2 separate regions of the Homo sapiens genome follow, and region 2 is linked to region 1. Evidence: read pairs that join two places in POLR2A ChIA-PET (ENCODE). Cell type or tissue: Panc1. All regions are shown on one strand. Each heading gives the region's core, and the rest is flanking DNA. Links, peaks and the distances in the headings are about the cores only. Region 1 has its middle 5.6 kb from the start of METTL16. Region 2 overlaps PAFAH1B1 (platelet activating factor acetylhydrolase 1b regulatory subunit 1).

What was found. Peaks named below come from ENCODE experiments on the same cell type or tissue, not always from the same donor. Only the 100,000 strongest peaks of a DNase experiment are listed, where the experiment ranks them.
Region 2: POLR2A ChIA-PET joins it to region 1 with 6 read pairs; 5 of 35 experiments call an interaction of 5 or more read pairs at or near these places.

What each region holds. Positions count from the first base shown.
Region 1 is chr17:2,515,293-2,519,688 of GRCh38, forward strand. No RefSeq gene overlaps it. Among named protein-coding and RNA genes, the nearest start is that of METTL16, 5.6 kb to the left of the region's middle. In Panc1, for the core only: no CTCF peak of the experiment used is centred there; no DNase peak of the experiment used is centred there.
Region 2 is chr17:2,648,731-2,653,126 of GRCh38, forward strand. All of the region lies in intron 2 of PAFAH1B1 (platelet activating factor acetylhydrolase 1b regulatory subunit 1), which reads left to right. Among named protein-coding and RNA genes, the nearest start is that of MIR6776, 42 kb to the right of the region's middle. In Panc1, for the core only: no CTCF peak of the experiment used is centred there; a DNase peak (open chromatin) is centred at 2,201.

The DNA of each region.
Region 1 (4,396 bases), core at 106-4,105:
AACTGATTCTGCACATCCAGTGAATAATGCTGCTAATTATGAAATGTTGCCTAGCAAGTTATCAGAGCTGCTTTCAGCATCAGCTGCCTACTGGACTGGAATCAATCCTTGAGGGCATCAGACTGGACTCCCTCTTGACTGAAATTAATTATTTCAAGGACTTTGTGGCCCTTCCCTGTCACTGTCCTTTGGCCACAGCCAGCCTGTCAACAGCCACAGGTCTCTCTAACTTTGTATTTCAGAAAGTAATCATTGAGTATCAATTTCTTCTAGCTTAGAAGACTCTAGCTTCCTTATGTAAATGTATCCACCTCCTTCTTAGGGACCAAGTTTACATATCAGGGATCTAATAGCCATTATAGTTGTCACAAAAGCTATATCCAGGCAGGTGCAGTGGCTTACACCTGTAATCCCAGCACTTTCGGAGGCTGAGGAGGGTGGATCACCTGTGGTCATGAGTTCTAGACTAGCCTGGCCAACATGATGAAACCCCGTCTCTATTAAAAATACAAAAAATTAGTCAGGCGGGGTGGTAGATGGCTGTAATCCCAGCTACTTGGGAGGCTGAGGCAGGAGAATCACTTGAACCCAGGAGGCAGAGATTGCAGTGAACTGAGATCACGCCACTGCATTCCAGCCTGGGCAACAGCAAGAGTCCATGACAAAAAAAAAAAAAAAAAAAAAAAGATATCCTGTTACAGAACAATTATTTTTTCTCAGCTTACATTTACATAACTGAGAGAGCCACTGAAGTGATCCTCTGCACTAAGGATACCACATTTTCTTTTTCATTTCTTTACGGTTTTTGAGACAGGATCTCATTCTGTCACCCAGGCTGGAGTGTAGCGTCATGATCACAGCTCACTGTAGACTCGACTACCTGGGCTCTTGAATCCGGGAGGCAGAGGTTGCAGTTAGCCAAGATCACGCCATTGCACTCCCCCCTGGGCAACAGAGGGAGACTCCGTCTCAAAAAATAAAATAAATAAATGAATAATGATAGCTGGTGGAAGAACTGGATATAAATGTACATCTTACTACTGCCCTGCTTCCTGTTCCAAGTCTCATAAAACAGAACATACTCATTTTAAAAATTAAACAGTAAATTTCAAATCGAGCTGAAAATTCAGAATTAGTGTTATTGACACACCAGAAAATTTGAGGATACTCTGAAAAAATACAGGGTGAATAGGAAGACCATCTAAAATGCCAAGAAGTTTTATAGGAAGCTTAAGATGATTATAACATTTAGCTGGAAAACAAAATGTGCAAGAATAGCCAATAATGATGTTTTCCACTTGGAAAAAAATTAAAATTACACCATACATAAAATAATCCCATATGGATTAAGAAACAAAATAATCATAAAAACCAAAAAAAATTGACCAGGTACGATAGCTCATTCCTATAATCCCAGCACCTTGGAAGGCTGAGGCAGGTAGGTTCGCTTGAGCCCAGGAGTTTGAGCCCTGCCTAGGAAGCCAACATGGCAAAACCCCATTTCTACAAAAAATACAAAAATTAGCCGGGTGTGGTGGTGTGGGAAGCCAACATGGCAAAACCCCATTTCTACAAAAAATAAAAAAATTAGCCGGGTGTGGTGGTGTGGGAAGCCAACATGACAAAACCCCATTTCTACAAAAAATACAAAAATTAGCCGGGTGTGGTGGTGTGTGCCTATAGTCCCAGCTACTTGAGGGGCTGAGGCAGGAGGATTGCTTGAGCCGAAGAGGTCGAGGCCACAGTGAGCCATGTTCATGCCACTGCATTCCAACCTGGGTGACAAAGCGGGACCCTGTCTCAAAAAAAAAAAAAAAAAAAGGAAATCTATATCTACTGACACAGAAAATTTCCAAGATATGGAATAAGGTAAAAGGAAATTGTGAAACAGTAGGTTCAGTTTGATATTGTTTATATAAAGTAAAACCAGAACACATTTCAATATGAAAATATAAAGCATAAAAGTAGCCGTAGAAAAAGATCTGAAAGGAAAAACCCAGACTGAGAACAGCGTTACCTTAGGGAAACCTCAGGAAAACTGAGTTGGAATGTTAGAAGTGGGACATGAGAGTCTTTAATTTTGTCTATATCATTTGAATGTCTTACAATGATAATGGATTCATACATCATTTGTATGATTTAAAAAAAAATGATTTAAAATAAGAAAAAGAAGAGAAAATCAAATTTGTCAAAAAAAAAAAAAAAAAACCACACACACACACACAGCCTGACACTTATGCAGGAAAAGACAGTTTGGAGGGGAAGCAAAGCCTCCTGTGGCCTCAGCAGCTGCTCAGGACAGCCATCCTCCATGTGACGATTCTATGATCCACATAGCCACAGTCTGCGGCACCACCATGTCAACATGGGCTTCCAGGACCCCTGCAAAAAGGAGAGAGAGAGGATGGCTTTTCAGAGCTTCCACTCGGAAGTGAGACGCATCATTGACAACCAAATCAACTCAGATGTCCCCACCTAACTTGGGGTGGGGAAGAGGGCAGGCCTGCAGTCCCTCCATGTGCTCAAAATACTGCTGAAGAGTGATGGTGTTCACTACACACACCTCATCCACAAGCACCACAGACAGACAAAACAGAATCAAAATGTAGACGAATAGGGATTATACTCTAAAATGAGCAATTCCTCAAAAAATTAAAAATAGGATTACCCTGTGATCTGGCAATTCCACTTCTAGGTATATAGCCCCCAAAACTGAAGGCAGGATCTCGCCTACCATCACACCTGCCTAATTTTTTGTATTTTTAGTAGAGACGGGGTTTCACCGTGTTAGCTGGGATGGTCTTGATCTCCTGACCTTGTGATCCGCCTGCCTGGGCCTCCCAAAGTGCTGGGATTACAGGCGTGAGCCACCGCACCTGGCCTCCATGTCAGCCTCTTAAGTAGCTACGACTACAGGTGCACACCATCACATCCAGCGAATTAAAAAAAAAAAATTTTTTTTTTTTTTTTTTTTTTTAGAGACAGAGTCTTGCTATGTTGCCCAGGCTAGTCTTGAACTCTTGGCCTAGAGCGATCCTTCCTTCCAGCTGGGCCTCCCAAAATGCTGGGATTACAGATGTGAGCCACCACACCCAGCATGAATACCTTTTTTTTTTTTTTGAGATGGAGTCTCACTCTGTCACCCAGGCTGGAGAGCAGTGGCATGATCTCAGCTCACGGCAACCTCCGCCTCCTGGGTTCAAGCAATTCTCCTATCTCAGTCCTCTGAGTAGCCACCACACCTGGCTGATTTTTGTATTTTTAGTAGACACGGGTTTTTACCATGTTGGCCAGAGTGCTCTCCTGACCTCAGGTGATCCGCCTGCCTGCCTTGGCCTCCCAAAGTGCTGGGATTACAGGCATGAGCCACTGCGGCCGGCCCGCGTGAATACCATTTTTAACACATCGATTTGAATCGTCCTGTTGGTAATTCATGTACTTCCCACATATGCTTGAGTTTATTTCTAGACTTGTTTCATTGATCTGTCAGCTTATTTCTATACATGTACACATTTGTTTTAATTAGTGTAGCTTTCTATTACTATGCAGTATAATATAACATAAGGCCCCTATGTTAATCTTGTTTTTCAGAATTTGCCTGACTCACATGTCCATGCAATAAACTCCAGAACCATTTTATTAAGTTTTCTACAAAAATCCTTTTGGGATTTTTTTATTGTTATTACATTTTATATAGATAGATGAATTTTGAGAGGATTGGCATTTCTTCAATATTGACTCTCCTACTCATATTTAATAAGACTTCATCCTAGAATACAAGACCATTCACAGCAGTTCCAATCTACCTTTTCCTTCGGCGTTTAACTACCTTCCAGCCAAATTCACTATGATCTGGTCTCTGAACATATTCTGTGTTCTTTTCTGCATCTCTCTTCACCCAAACTAGTCTCTCTTTCTGAAACATCCTCCTCCTCTTCTTCCCACAGTTTCCTGGCCGGGCACGGTGGCTCATGCCTGTAATCCCAGCACTTTGGGAGGCCGAGGCAGGCAGATCATGAGGTCAGGAGATGGAGACCACCCTGGCTAATATGGTGAAATCCCGTCTCTACTAAAAATACAAAAAATTAGCTGGGCGTGGTGGTGCACGCCTGTAATCCCAGCTACTCGGGAGGCTGAGGCAGGAGAATCACTTGAACCCAGGAGGCAGAGGTTGCAGTGAGCCGAGATCATGCCACTGTGCCACTGTACTCCAGCCTGGGAAACAGAGTGAGACTCTGTCTCAAAAAAAAAAAAAAAAAAAAAAAAAATATATATATATATATATCCTCCTCCTCTTCTTCCCAGTTTCCTTTTTTTTTTTTTTTTTAATGAGACAGAGTCTCCTCTGTGGCCCAGGCTGGAATGTAGCAGTGCAATCTCAACTCACTGCAACCTC
Region 2 (4,396 bases), core at 296-4,295, 130 kb after region 1:
GGTGTATTTTTAATACCCATTCCTGATGGTTAAAAAAAAAAAACCCTGTAGAAAATAACAGGATATTTTCTTAACTTGATTATGGCTACCTACCAGAAATTTACAACAAACATTAAAATATAAATACTAGGTGCATTCCCATTAAAGTCAGCAAGAAACTAAGAGTTCCTGTGTCTCTGCATCTATTTCAGTATATATTTGAGATTCCAGCTCATGTAGTAAGGCAACAGAAAGAATTAGAACTATTGGAAAGGAAGCAGCCAAACATTTATAGGTGACAGCATCTACAGAGCCAACCTAAGGGAATCAACAATTACAATTAATGGTTTCAGGGCCAGGTGGGGGTGGCTCACACCTGTAACCCGAGCACTTTGGGATGTCGAGGCTGAGACAGGAGGATTGCTTGAAACTGGGAGGCAGAGGCTGCAGTGAGGCGAGATCATGCCACTGCACTCCAGCCTGGGCAACAAAGCAAGACTGTCTCAAAAAAAAAAAAAAAAAATTAATGGGTTTAGTATGGTAACCTGAAACAAGATGGCATACAAAAATAAACTCTTCCTGGCCAGGTGCAGTGGCTCACACCTTTAATCCCAGCATTTTGGAAGGCCGAGGCGGGTGAATCACCTAAGATAAGGAGTTCAAGACCAGCCTGGCCAATATGACGAAACCCCATCTCTACTAAAAATACAAAAATCTAGCCAGCCGTGGTGGTGCGCGCCTGTAGTCCCACATACTTGGGAGGCTGAGGCAGGAGGATCGCTTGAACCTGGGAGGCGGGGAGGTTGCAGTGAGCGGATGTCGTGCCACTGCACTCCAGCCTGGGCAACAGTAAGACTCCGTCTCAAAATAAATAAATAATAAACTGTTCTTGTTGTTGGATAATATAGTAGAAAAGATTTTCCTTGTTTCTGGATGAAAAAGTCAGTATTGGACAGATATCACAACTCTTAAAATAATAAAATTAAATGCAATCCCAATCAAAATTCAAACTAAATTTCTCATTAACTTGACCAGCTTGATCTTAAAAATCATTTGGAAGAGAAAAATAAATAAAATATTTTAAATGATAAATGGGAAAGCACCTGAATCTATCAGATATACAAATATTATTGTAAAATGTGGAATAGACAAATAGGTTAGGGGAACAAAGTTCAAAGACATGCCCATTTATGAAATTTAGCATGGGATAAGGTGGTATTAAAAGCCTTAATGTTGAACACATACAGAATAACAGTATAAAGTGGTAGAGAAAATATACCCTTTGGGTAGAGGTGGACTTCCTCAAGGTATAAAATGTAGAAACAAAAGGAAGACTGGTAAGTTTGACTGTATCAAAATAGAAAACTTCTGTGTGAAGAAAGGCCTCAAAACAGGCCAGGCACTGTGGCTTAGGCCTGGAATCCCTGCGCTTTGGGAGGCCAAGGAGTTTGAGATCGGCCTGGGCAACGTAGGTGCAAGATTTTATCTTTACAAAAAATTGATTTAAAAAATAGTCTGGCAGCCAGGTGCAGTGGCTCACGCCTGTAATCCCAACACTTTGGGAGGCCGAGGCGGGTGGATCACTTGAGGTCAGGAGTTCAAGACCAGCTTGGACAACATGGCAAAACCCCATCTCTACTGAAAATACGAACATTAGCCAGACGTGGCGGTGTGCACCTGTAATCCCAGCTACTCAGGAGGCTGAGACAGGAGAATCACTTGAACCCGGGAGCTGGAGGTTGCAGTGAGCCGAGACTGCACCACTGCACTCCAGCCTGGGTGACAGAGCAAGACTCCATCTAAAAAAAAAAAAAAAATACAGGGATGTCGGCGCAGTCTTGGGACCTACCTGGGAGGCCTCAGTGGGAGGATCCTGGGAGGTCTTGCGCCACTGCACTCCAGCCTGGGTGACAGAGCAAGACTCTGTCTCAAAAAAAAAAAAAAAAAAAAAGGAAGTTAATTGAAAAAATCAAATTTTATGTGGGTATATAAAAGTAATCCCACAATTTATAGAAATATTTTCTTTAAAATTATTGTGAGTTCTAACCATTTTTTTGTGTGTGTATAATGCCATTCTCTTCCTCTGTGAAGTGCCTGTTCGGGGTGTTGCTACGTTTTTGTTTTGTTGTGTTTTCTGTTGTAGTGTTTACATTTTTCTTGTCGATTCCTAAGAGGACTTTAGGGTACTGAGTCACCCATGGTCATGTGTTGCAGAGAAGTGTCACAGAGTGAAAACTGTCTTTTCCTTGATACTACCTTTAGATTCATATTTGGGAAGACCTTCGCTAATCATGACTACATAAGTATTCACTTTTACTTTCTTAAGACCTTTTTGTTTTCATTTCTTTTTATAGTAATGTCTAAGCCATCTGGAATTTATGTTTGTTGATTATGCAAGAAAGGGATCGAAGTGCTTTTTCTGAGTCATTATCCACATGCCGAAACATTTATTGAATAGCCCTTTCCTTATTGATCTGAAAACACCTTCTTATAAAACCTTGCATTGGTTTTTGGACTTGCTGTGCTTTCAGGAGTCAGAAGAACATTCTTTTGATTATTGTAGCTTTACATTAATAATACATTTTGGCCGGGTGCGGTGGCTCACGTATGTAATCCTAGCATTTTGGGAGACTGAGGCAGGCGGAACACCTGAGGTCAGGGGTTCAAGACCAGACTGGCCAACATGGCAAAACCCCGTCTCTACAAAAAAAAAAAAAAAAAAAAATTAGCTGGGCATGGTGGTGCCTGCCTGAAATCCCAGCTACTTTGGGAGGCTGAGGCAGGAGAACCTCTTGAGCCTGGGAGGTAGAGGCTGCAGTGAGCCGAGCTTGCACCACTGCACTCCAACTTGGGTAACAGAGTGAGACTCCATCTCAAAAAAAAAAAAAAGAAAAATACATTTCAATATGAGGTAATAAATTCTCCTAAATTTTTTGTTTTGTAAACCTCCTTGCTTCTCTTAAATTATTTTCCCAAAAAGCCTTAAGTGTTTTCCGTAGTAATTTTGATTTGGGAATGGAGTGAGTGACTTGGTAGAGGGTGCCATATGCCTTTTTGCCTTTCCCCAGTTTCCCCTACTGTTAACATCTCACATTTATGTGGTGTATTTATTATAATTGATGAGCCAACATTGACACATTATTACTGAAGTCCATAGTTGACATTAGGGTTTACTCTTTTTGTTGTATATTCTGTTGGTTTTGACAAATGCCTAATGTTATATATCCATCAGTCATACAGAATAAATTCACTGCCCTAAAAATCTCAGCCTCCCCCTATTCATCCTTCCCTGCCTCCCTAAACCCCTCATATTTTTACTGTTAACCATAGTTTTGTCTTTTCCAGAAAATTACAATTATATAGCTTGTATCCTTTTCAGATTGGCTGCTTTGACTTAACAATATGTACTTAACATTTCTAGGCCAGACACAGTGGCTCACGCCTGTAATCCCACACTTTGGGAGGCCAAGGCGGGCAAATCACGAGGTCAGGAGATCGAGACCATCCTGGCTAACACGGTGAAACCCCGTCTCTACTAAAAATACAAAAAAAAAAATTGGCCGGGCGTGGTGGCGGGTGCCTGTAGTCCCAGCTACTCGGGAGGCTGAGGCAGGAGAATGGCGTGAACCCGGGAGGCGGAGCTTGCAGTGAGCCAAGATCGCGCCACTGCACTCCAGCCTGGGCGGCAGAGCGAGACTCCGTCTCAAACAAAACAAAACAAAAACCAAAAACATTTCTCCATGTGTTTTCATGACTGTGATATATTTTTAAGCATTTTTGTTGTTGTTTACTTTATTGCTTTAAAAAACTGACTTTTGCAGTTAGTTGAGGTCCTGAGGTTTCTCCTGTGAATCTGTTTGAACATCATATATATTTGGCATTGATTGGAAAGCGGTTTTTCCCTGGCCTGTGTGAAATACACTGAAGGTCTGCACCTGCCCGCGCACTTCACGTTGTACATGGGAATGTACTATAGCTGCACATGTTCATGTAGTGGCGTTAGATGCCAAATAGTTCTAGGGCTTAGTTTAAGATTGGGTACTTTTTGTCAGGAAACAACAGGTGCTGGAGAGGATTTGGAGAAATAGGAACACTTTTGCACTGTTGGTGGGACTGTAAACTAGTTCAACCGTTATGGAAGTCAGTGTGGCGATTCCTCAGGGATCTAGAACTGGAAATATCATTTGACCCAGCCATCCCATTACTGGGTATATATACCCAAAGGATTATAAATCATGCTGCTATAAAGACACATGCACACATATGTTTATTGTGGCACTGTTCACAATAGCAAAGACTTGGAACCAACCCAGATGTCCAACAACGATAGACTGGATTAAGAAAATGTGGTACATATACATCGTGGAATACTATGCAGCCATAAAAAAGGATGAGTTTGTGCCCTTTATAGGGACAT